Linked DNA regions of Mus musculus: region 1 is linked to region 2. The links are chromatin contacts, found by Hi-C in ENCODE. All regions are on one chromosome and are shown on one strand. The core of a region is the stretch at or near the end of the contact, and the rest is flanking DNA. Distances in the headings are between cores, read along the strand shown.

Region 1 (5,139 bases), core at 617-3,116, 440 kb after region 2:
GTGGTTACTTTTCTATTGCAGTGATAGAACATTGACCAAGCAACTTAAAGAAGAACATTTGCCTTGGCTTACATTCCAGGGCTGAGAGTTAATTCAGGTGGAGAAGCATGAAGGCAGTAGCGGGAGAGTTCACATTTTCAAAGGGCAACTTGAAAGCAGAGAGCAAAAGTAACTAAACCTCTGCAACAGCGCCACCAGCTGGGGACTGAGTGTTCAAATCCCTAAGCCTATGTATGAGAGGCAGTTATCAAATCACAACACACACACTTTACATAAACCCATAAACAGCACATTTACACAATGTAAATTCGTAAATACTCAAATCCAGCTTAGACTAACCAGGATTATAACCGAGATCAACTTTTCCAAAGCTCTTGGTTGAACGTACACTGGATAGCTTATATAGTCTCACAATCTTTTTTTCATTACCTCTTAGTCTGGAAGATATTTTACAAAGAATGTATGCTAACTACAGCCTGAGGGGTTGAGAGGCAACGTGGAGTAATATTTTATTACCACAAATCCTAAAGGCAAAAATGATTGGGTTTTGTATAGGCCCTAAAGACAAAAAATAGCAAGATTTTCTCATTATTTTATCTGATCACAGCCTTCCCTCCCACCTATCCTCCTACTCCCTCTCTTCTCTCCTTTCCCCATCTTCTCCCTTTCTCCTCAGAGAAGGGGAGGCCTCCCGTGGATATCAGCCTTGGCATAGCAAGTTGCAGTAAGACTAGGCCTATCTTCTGTTGAGGCTAGACAAGGCTGCCCAGTTAGGGGAAGGGGGTCCAAAGGCAGAGTCAGAGACAGCCCCTGCTCCAGCTGTTAGGGGTCCCACAGAAGCTGCATATCTGTTACATGTGTGTAAGGATCCAGGACTGTCCATTGCAGCCTCTTTGGTTGGTGGATCAGTCTCTGTGAACCCCTGCGGGACCAGGTTAGTTGATTCTGTATGGCTTTTTTTGTGGTGTCCTTGACCCTTCTGGTTCCTTCATTCCTTCCTCCCCTTCTTCCACAAGATTCCCAGAGCTCTGCCTAATGTTTGGCTGTGGATCTTTCCATCTGTTTCCAGCAGCTGTTGGGCGAAGCCTCTCCTGTCTGGAAGTGTAGCAAAACATTAATAGTGTCAGGGGTGGGCTTGCTCTCATGGGATGAGTCTCAAGTTGGGCCTTGATCATCCCCTCAGTTTCTAGTCCATCTTTATCCCCACACATCTTGTAAGCAGGACAAATTTTGGTTTTGTGGGTAGATTGGTGTCCCCATCAATCCATTGGAAGTCTTGCCTGGTTCCAGGAGGTGGCCATTTCAGGTCCTATATCCCCTGTTGCTTCAAGTCTTATGGTCACCCTAGCATATTCCTGTGAGTTTCCCTTTTTCTGGGCTTCTAGCTCTCCCCTGAGTTGCCTCCACTCCAAGGCAGAGCTTCTAAAATGAGGCATTTTATAGTTATAATTACAGTCATGGAAGGGATGAGGTGTTTGCAGTGCTGCGGACTGACCTGGTTTTGCCATTGAGCCGCACCCCTCAGGTTGTTGGATCTAAAAATTTAATTGGAAAATAGGCGCACATTTCTAGTTTCTATAAAAGAACATTCTTAAGGGACCGGCTGCGAAATGAGGATAAAGCAAGGGAGCGCTAGAAGCCCAGCACTATGTGAGTCTAAACAATGGAAGGTTAAAGGATGTGGAAAATATATTTCTCCCCTCCAGCCAAGTCCAGCAACCACCTCTTCCGAAGTCTGCCCTACCCACTCCTTCAAAAAAAAAAAAAAAAAAAACGGCACCCATACAAAGAAAGGCACCCCGGCACGCCAGCACGTGATGCTTAGGCTTAGAGCCTAGTGGCTATAATTACCAACTGCGCGTGCGCCCGAATCGAAGCCCCAAAGGCAGCGGCGTGTGTGACGTCATTCCAGGCGCAGGCGCAGTGGAATTAGAACCGAGGCTGCGCAGACTCAGAAGGCGCTCTTGAAGCCTAGTGCCGCGCGATGGCGGGCACGGGCTTGGTAGCCGGAGAGGTGGTGGTAGATGCGCTACCATATTTTGACCAAGGCTATGAGGCACCCGGCGTGCGGGAAGCGGTGAGTGCGGGTCATGTGCGGCGGGTCCGCCGAAGGCACGCCGCCCTTTCCCGCCGCGACCCTGGCCTGTTCTCGTTCTTAGGCGGCGGCCCTGGTGGAGGAGGAGACGCGCAGATACCGACCTACCAAGAACTACCTGAGCTACCTGACGGCCCCGGATTATTCTGCCTTTGAAGTAAGTGTGCCTTTGAAGTAAGCCAGGAGGCTTGCGGACTTTGATACGGGAGTGAGGGCTTTAGCTGTGTAAAGTGAACTCCACCTTCCAAGTTAGCTGGTGCCTGCAGCTCGTACTGAGTGCCATGTAGGTGTGAGTCGGTTTGAAACCGCCAGATGCGCATGTCACGGGCTTCGTACTACAAGAACCTGCGAAATGCTCCATTAGTTTCTGCAGATTTGTTTAATAGTGTGCACCTCCGTGTGTGTGTGTGTGTGTGTGTAGAAGAGTCATGGTACATTTCACAAAAGGGCCCTTTATTCTCTAAGGTCCACTCAAGAACAGGTATCACTCACGAGATTTTAATATTTATAATCTTAAGTACCTGTACTCTTTGCCACCCCTGGAGGGAGATTCTTTTGTACCAAGTCTCAGATAGTTAACAGGTGTATGAATGCCTGAACAAGCATGTCTAACTGCATGCTGTTTTTAAGTGGTTATTCTACAAGTGCAACCAAAAAACACCACTTAGATGTTGTTAGAAGCACTTTCAGGCTGAAAGGAGACTGCTCCATGCGCAGGGATGTGTGATACTTCGGATCTAGATGCCAGGTTTTTAAACTGGGTTGTGACTCCTCAGTGGGGGTTTCATAACTGATGTGGGAGCTGCAAGAAATTTGGCAAGAGTAAAAAGTACTAACCCAGAAATTAATTGAAAACTCAAGTCCCAGATCTAAGCTCTGGTCCATGTTACATCATGTGACTTCACCATTTACACTGTACCCAAACAGTTTACACTGTGTCAGTTCGTCATGCAGCAGCGGAGACTTCCTGAAATGATTCAAGACTGTTGTGTGTTGTGAATTACAACGTGACGTGGGGCTGGGATTAAAGCTGTTTTCAGAGTTCCACAGCTGGCTGACTACAGGGCATTGAAAACTGCTGGTTTAGGGTTAATCCTTGAGAGGTGGACTCTTCTATGTCCACCTCCTTTCATGCCTGGGCAGAATATGGAATTAAAGAATATGCCTATTTCTTCAGATTCTAGATAGAATTAACCTCAACTGGGGGATGTGTCAGTGGCCCTGGGTTCAAATATTAGCATCCTTTTTTTTTTTTTTTTTTTTTTGAGTAGTGATTGAGAAGGGAAAAGATTCGCTATAATGTGTAGTACAAAGTATAAAATCTCAGTAAACTGCATTCATTATTTTCAGCATGATTCTGTTACTAATTCTTTGTGGTGTTTGTGCATCAGACAGACATAATGAGAAATGAATTTGAAAGACTCGCTGCTCGACAACCGATTGAATTACTCAGCATGAAACGGTAAGATGAGGTTGAGCTATGGTAACAGCTGCTTTGCCAGTGGTTGGAAGAGTGTTTGTGTTTGCTGCTGTGGGTAGGAAGTGAGAATAAAAAGAGAGTACCAGCCGGTCGTAGTGGCGCACGAGGCAGAGGCAGGCAGATTTCTGAGTTCGAGGCCAGCAAAGGTCTACAAAGTGAGTTCCAGGACAGCCAGGGCTACACAGAGAAACCCTGTCTTGGAAAAAAAAAACAAAAAAAAACAAAAAAAAAGATTTATTTATTGTTATACATAAGTACACTGTAGCTGTCTTCAGACACACCAGAAGAAGGTGTCAGATCTCTTTATGGATGGTTGTAAGCCACCATGTGGCTACTGGGAATTGAACTCAGGACCTCTGGAAAAGCAGTCACTGCTCTTAACTGCTAAGCCATCTCTCCAGCACTGCTTATCAGCTTTTTAAAAAGTTGCCTAAAGGGCTGCTGAGGTGGCTCATCGGTTAAGAGCACTGACTGCTCTTGCAGAGGTCCTGAGTTCAAATCCCAGCAGCCACATGGTGGCTCACAACCATCTGTAATGCAGATCCGATGCCCTCTTCTGGTGTGTGGAAAGACTGCGACAGTGTACTCACATACATGAAATAATTAATCTTTTAAAAGTCTTTTTTTTTTTTTTTTTAAAGCTGATAATTAGACATTACCTAAGAAAGGTCATGATAGACAAATAGGAACAAGAGACATGAGAGTCTTGGTGACTGTCACAGCTCATTTAACTAGTTCACATTTATGGAAATAGGGTTTTTTTTGTTAGTTTTATCTGTAAATCAGTTTCCAAACTAACAGGTTTCTTTGTACTGCCTGATCTACATTATATCCTTGGTCTCTGTGCATGTGTGGTCGGGAGTTGATAATTTGTGTCTTTGTCTTTATGTAGTGGGCATATGTCCATGAGAATTCTGTTGGAAGGAGTGATGAAGGCTTTGAAAGATACATTGGTTTGTTTGTTATGTAATTTCAGATATGAACTTCCAGCCCCTTCCTCAGGTCAAAAAAATGACATTACTGCATGGCAAGAATGTGTAAACAATTCTATGGCTCAGTTGGAGCACCAGGCGGTCCGGATCGAGAATCTGGAGCTGATGTCACAGCATGGATGCAATGCCTGGAAGGTGTACAATGAGTAAGAGGCGCTGGGCCTTCTCTTTCTTATCCTGTCCCACCCAGAGTTGCTAGTGTCTTTTAAAGTGTGGTATGTTTTTAATTCCAGCAGTTGGTGTGGGAAGCTAAGGTGTGGAGGAGGGCCTGCCTGGCTTATATTTTGAGTTTAGTCATCCTAAGCTCATATAGCAAACCCTGTACCCAAAATAATAACAAGAATGCTAGATTTGACATGGGATTGTCTCAGAACTACACCAACGAAAGGCTACCTTGAGTCCTACCTTAGAGTTCACTAATGCTGAGCTATCCTACATCCACGTAACTACCTACCACGTTCACTGTACTGTATAAGAAAATGAGCTCTGAGGGTGATCTGCAGAATATCACTTGATAGAATGCACTCCTTAATGGGCAGATGCTTAAATAATGGGTTCTCGTATTCACATGT
Region 2 (5,920 bases), core at 713-3,212:
CTTCCATCGCTTGAACTGTGAGCTGGTTCCTCCTTTGCTGCTTTATCACAGCAACAGGAAAAGTTACTAAGCTAAGGGTTCAGTACATACTGCAGATCTAAAAGTGTCACGTTAGGCATGCAATGAAACATTTCTAGTAAATGCACAAGGGTTACAGGATGAGAGAACAATGGATTTATTATATATCATAATAGGAATTCTGTTTCCAGAGACTACAGAATATATAATCTGTAAATATTACAGACATAAAATTCAACAATGTAACACAACAGTATAATATTACTGTTCCCTCAGTTGATTTACTGAATGCCTACTGGATAGTAGAGACCACTTATTAATTTAGTTCCTCTTTCAAAGCAAAACCAAGGTGAGAGAGAGCTATAAGTGTAACTGAAACCAGGGCTTCGCCTCCGCATACTTAATGACTTCATCTTTGTCTCCAGTTCACTGTTACTACCAGAAGCAGCACTTTCATTTGCCTTCTCAGTTTCATAAATAAAATTCACTAGCTTTTCAAAGATGGAAATATGCCTGACTGTAACACGGAAGAAATTGAATGAATGGTTGGTGAGGTCCTGGCTACCTTATATCATAATCTCATGTGCCTCACTGATCTCACTGTACATATATTAACTCCTTAATCTTCACAACTCTTTTGAAGCAGGTTGTACAATCTCCATACTGAGATGGGAAAGAGAGGCCCCAAGATAATGGGGTAATGTGTCACATTAGTCAAGTGCCTGCCCTCTGTGATTTGTTCTGGTGAGCTCCTGACTCCCCTCACCTTGGCCATCTCTCTGACTCCTGCTCCCAGGCTAGGTTGTACTTCCTCTGCTTCCTCCCCTGACCCCCTGCTCTCTCTACTGGCACCTTTTTGTTTGTTTGGTTTTGGTTTTTTGAGACAGGGTTTCTCTGTATAGCCCTGGCTATCCTGGAACTCACTCTGTAGACCAGGCTGGCCTCAAACTCAGAAATCTGCCTGCCTCTGCCTCCCAAGAGCTGGGATTAAAGGCGTGAACAACCACTGCCCAGCTACTGACACCTATTTTACAAATTAGGATCAGGTCCAGTCTTCTTGAAAAGCCTTCCTTAGTCAAGGCAGAAGCAGTCTCTTGCCCAGCTCCTAGCCCACCCACCTCACCTTGTTCCAAAAATTTGCTTACAGATCTGTGCCCTCCAGTAAAGATGTGATAGCAAGCCTGGCATTCTTCTGGTGTCCCCAGGGCTTGCTACTATGCCTGGCCTATAATTGGCACTTAGAGTGTTGCTAAATTAATGCACAAGCTCCCTGATTTTACACTTTCCTGTCTCCCCCGTGCCGTCTGACACCACATATTGTAGACACTTAGTCAACTGAAGTGAATGCCCGATTCTTCACCAGTCGCCTAGCTTAATAAAAACAAAGCAAAACAGAACTCGCTCCCTTTCCCTGATCTACACATCTCAGTCTAGACCCTAAGAATCTGGACTTCTTTCAAGGCCCCCGATCTATCAAACCTAGCAGGATGTGAGTGAGAGGTCTGACTCCCTTTCCCTGATCTGGTGGGCTGGACTGGGCAGGGTGGGAAGCAGTGTCAGGGCCCAGGGCCTCCGCCTGGCGCGCCTACTCCCAGTTCTTGCCTATTAAGGTAACAGTCCTCTAGGAACGCAGCGGCAGGAGGGAGGGTCCCCAGCAGCGGCCTCCGCCCGCGGCCTGGGCGCTTGCAGGACTCTGCTTAACTGCAGCCCTGGACACTCTGCCTGGCGCCTCACCACAGAGTCTCTACCGGCTTCACCGATCCTATTAGCTTTACCATCTGAAGTCACCTCCCTAGGTTTCCATAGACACGCAGGATAACTTCAACCATCATCGAGGGCCTCAAGGGAGTCTGGGCACCCGGCACTGATTAAATGGACCCCGCGTTCCGGGTGGGCGCACATATGCTCGGATAGCTACAGGAGCCCAAGCCCACCAGCGTGGACGAAGGTGGTGCTACCTCCAAGGGCCGGAGCGGGTGCGTGGGACCGGGATCTCCACCCCAGGGCGCCCCAGCCACAGCCAGCTGGCCGCTCGCGACCAAATCCCCGCCCGCAGACCACGCCCACAGGTCACGCCCCTCCCAACCCGCCCCGCCCCTCCACCGGCGCCCGCCGCTCCCGGGGCTCGGCGCGGGCCTGGGGAATCGGGAGCCCGCCGCCGGGGTCGCAGCATGGGGCGTTTTCGCGGGGGCCTGCGGTGCATCAAGTATCTGCTGCTCGGCTTCAACCTGCTGTTCTGGGTGAGACCCGAACCGGCGGGCCGGTTAGGGGGCCAGGGTCCCCGGGGAGGTGACCGCAATAGAGTTGGGCCATAGGAGAGGGCAGGATGTTCAGAGGCGCTAAGCAGACAAAGAGGGAGGGGACATATGGAGGGGGATAGGACATAGAGAAGCTTGAGCTACCAGAGGTGATGAGAAGAGGAGACACGGTGCGATGCTCCCCCGAAAGAAGCCATCATCTTCGGCGGCATCGCCCGGCGGGTGGCGCCAGGTGCGGGGATCTAGCGGGCCCCAATATTCCGAGGGCTGGGGGCCTGGCGGCCCGTGCTCCCTGCATCCTGCTGTGTACACACACCCACTTCTCGCGCTGCCTTCTCTGGGGAACCCGGCGGCCGGGCCAAGGCTCTGGGAGGGAAATCCCTACCGTAGGGCTGCCTGGGGTGGCGCCCCAACCAAGAGTGTGCGGACACGCCGCCTGGCTCTGGTGGTTTGTTGGGAAAATAACGGACAGTAGAGAAAATTGAAAGAGTGGGGAAGATCGTCCTTTTCTTGGGCATTGGCGGGGGGGGGGGTCTTCTGGGTGGGCAGTGGTGGGTGCTCTTTTACGAGGGGTTGGAAAATGGAGGGATTTTGGAAGAGCAGCAACATCCCCCTAGGGTCCCTGCGTACAACCAGTACTCTTGAAATGATCTCATTCAACTTTGCAGGGTGGTGTAGACCTGGCAGCATTCCCTGGGTAGAGATGCATAGAGACAGCCAGAGAGAGTGCCATGGCCCCAGTCTACTGTGTTAGCAGGGCATAGTTAGAGGTGTACCATCCCTGGAATACTCTCTCCCGAGCCCTGGAAAACGGTCAGAGGCCCATTCTGCACAGTCCCTATTGGCCTTCCAGTAACAGAATGCCAGCCAGTGTAGCTGCTCAGATAGACCCTGAGGGAAGACACGAGTCTCGCTTCAGGGGATGTGGGTAACTGCAGGAGCAGAGATGCTTTGGGATGCTTTGAAACCACTGGACTGGCCGCGATGGTTGTCCCATCTGCTCTGAGGAGGCTGGATGGACGATAAGTAATAAATTATTGAACGATGGGCCTCACTTGTGACTACCAACCCATCAGCCCTGAAGCCTGGGTGACTCCAGCAACTCTAAGCTCTTCAGAGACTGCGTGGCCATGACCAACACTGGCTAGCAATGGACAGTCTGGAGGCAGTACCTGGGGACATCCCCTGTATTTTAAAAATACATATAGACTTTGTACAACTTGGCTTTTACACCCATCACACTCCAGGAAGAAGACTTTCTGAGCGCCCTTGTGCTGTATTGTTTGTTTGTTTGTTTGTTTGTTTGTTTGTTTATAAGTCTGGCTTAATTTCGAAGGCTGTTAATTATAGGTGCCATGTTGCAGTGACACCCGTTACTCTCACTGCTTACAACATACTTTGTGTGAGCCAGGGAGGGAAGTCTCTCAGGCTGGGTTTAGTGCTTATTTTGTGCCAGCTTCTCCAGACTTATCAAACCTTTGCAGTGGGTTAGGGACAGTGCGCATGTGCAAGCAGGGCATCCCCATCTTCATAGACGAAGACGTGGGGGATCAGATAGGTCCCACAGCTGTTGAGTGGCAGAGACAGGACTCAAAGGCTGCCTCCTCCATCTTCATCCTGTGGGAGGTTCAGTCACCCAGCTGTCCTCAGAATGTGGCTCCTGGGTCAACAGCATCAGGGCTCCCTGGGGAATTTTCAGAAACATATATTTTCACTCAGCCCGGCTCGCTGAATCAGACAGTGTTGGGGAGGAGCCCAGCAAGCTATTCTAGAAGGCATCCAGGTAATCTGAACCCACGGGCATGTTTCAGAATCACCATCAAACAACTACTAGATAGATGCTGTTCCCAAAGCTGCTACTACAGCTAAGAGAACAGCCCACAGAGAACAACAAAAACAAAGTAAGGCAGGGTGACCAAGTGACAAGCTTCACACCCGGGTCACAAGCGCAGGGATGAAGTAGCACTCCAGTGAAGTCTGAGTGCCTGTCACTGAGATTGGAGATGGCCTTTTCTATATGTGATCTAAGTACAGAGTTCAGAAAAGCAATCCCAGTACCAGCGAGGACCCTAAACAACTTCATCTGAGAGATATCGGAGCTCAACCTGGGAGAACGGAGGTGGGCAGAGGGAAGCCACCAGATGAGGAGCAGAGCAAAGGATTGTGAGCCATCCGAGAGGCAAAGCCAGGGGGGGTCTGAGGGCAGAGATCCAAAGCATGGTGTGCTTAGATGAGGGGGCTTGCCAGAGTCAGTGTGCTCTCCCTCCATGCCAGAGTCAGTGTGCTCTCCCTCCATGCCAGAGCCAGCGTGCTTTCCCTCCAGGATTGCCTTCCCATCTGTTCAATTAGATGGACAGAGTTGTGCTGAGGACGTGTGTGATGTATCCTAAGCCAGCCTTATATAGTAGGGGCTTGAAGTTATTTGTTATTCTTGTTATTAACTGTCTGGCATACAGGAAGTGTTCAGTAACTAGTATCTGTCTTTCTCCTGGTGTCCTGACTGTTGGCAAACAGTATCTGTGTATGCCAAGTGACTTGCATGTGACTTCTTTGGTGGACAGCTATACACTATCCTCTCAACTCAGACTTGGCTTTTTTCCCCCACTAACATTGCCCACTCCCTGAGAGCAGGGATTTTTTTTTCTGTTATTTTTACATTCATTTCCCTGGCCCCTAGAATGGTGCCCAACACAGGTACTGAGTAACTAACTCTCTATAGTGGATTAATGAATCCTCAGGTTAGATACCTGGATTTAAACAGCTTTCTTGACTTTCAGACATCAGCTGTCAACTTTATCAGGAGAGCTGACATGCCTGTGCCTGTTCATTGTGGAGATGTTGAACTTTGCTCTCATAGACTGAGTCCAGGAGAGCTAGGAGGACCCAGCGGCTCCCTGAGAGAAGGTGGGCCGTGGATGGGCAGCAGGTATACTCCGCTTTCCTGATAAAGTGAAGGGACAAACTGAACCTGAGAGCTACCAGCTTGGGGAAGTGGATCGTATGGGAGAATTATTCATATAGAATCCAGTTCCACAGAGGCTCTGCCCTGGTTTCTAACAGGTTTTGTTTTATTTTGCTTGCTTTTTTTCTGATTGGGGAGCTTTCCCAGGAAGGAAGCCCTCAGCTGGGACTTGAGTATCTTCACAAACCCATAGATGTCTTCCCTTTTGAGGTCTAGGGTCCCCGCCCCCCCCAGTGACAGTCCTTCCTGTCCTGCCAGAAGTTGGCCAGGAGGCAGGCACGGAGGCTGTAGAGTGTGTTTTGTGGTCTGAGAGTCAGATTTGGAACCTCATCCTGGCAGTTGGCTTGCCAGTCCTCTCAGCTGCGCCTCTGGTTTTCCAAACCGTCAATCAGACCTTTGAGAACCAGCACAGGAAGCCAAGCTGGACTCACCTCGGGTTATGAATGCTTTAAAACCTAAAGTAAAGCCCAGTCCTTAGCCTTACTGTATTAATGGAGGGCGTCTGCCCTGTGTCTGCCAGGTCTGACTTCAGGATCTACCATCACAATACTCGGTATAGTCCCGACTGCGTTGAAATCACCTGTTTTTCCTTCCCCTCTGTTGCATAGCAATATAAACAAAACACTACAACCCACCCAGACACATATGTTGGTTGGAAGAAAAGCTTAGGCACTGTTTATTC

Evidence for each region. A loop is a pair of places that touch in the nucleus more often than their neighbours do.
Region 1: a loop to region 2 is called in a map of T-helper 2 cell, with 3 times the contacts of the local background. The contact joins the promoter of Bcas2 here to the promoter of Tspan2 in region 2. A Hi-C loop is called at or near these places in 2 of 37 maps with a recorded cell type or tissue (T-helper 1 cell and T-helper 2 cell).

What each region holds. Positions count from the first base shown.
Region 1 is chr3:103,169,789-103,174,927 of GRCm38, forward strand. It overlaps Bcas2 (breast carcinoma amplified sequence 2), which reads left to right and starts at 1,867. Exons shown (of 7, transcript NM_026602.4): 1 at 1,867-2,077; 2 at 2,160-2,252; 3 at 3,487-3,557; 4 at 4,552-4,713. The coding sequence starts at 1,985.
Region 2 is chr3:102,732,808-102,738,727 of GRCm38, forward strand. Tspan2 (tetraspanin 2) reads left to right here and starts at 1,963. Exons shown (of 8, transcript NM_027533.3): 1 at 1,963-2,258. The coding sequence starts at 2,190. Tspan2os (tetraspanin 2, opposite strand) reads right to left here and starts at 2,610. Exons shown (of 4, transcript NR_040588.1): 1 at 2,421-2,610.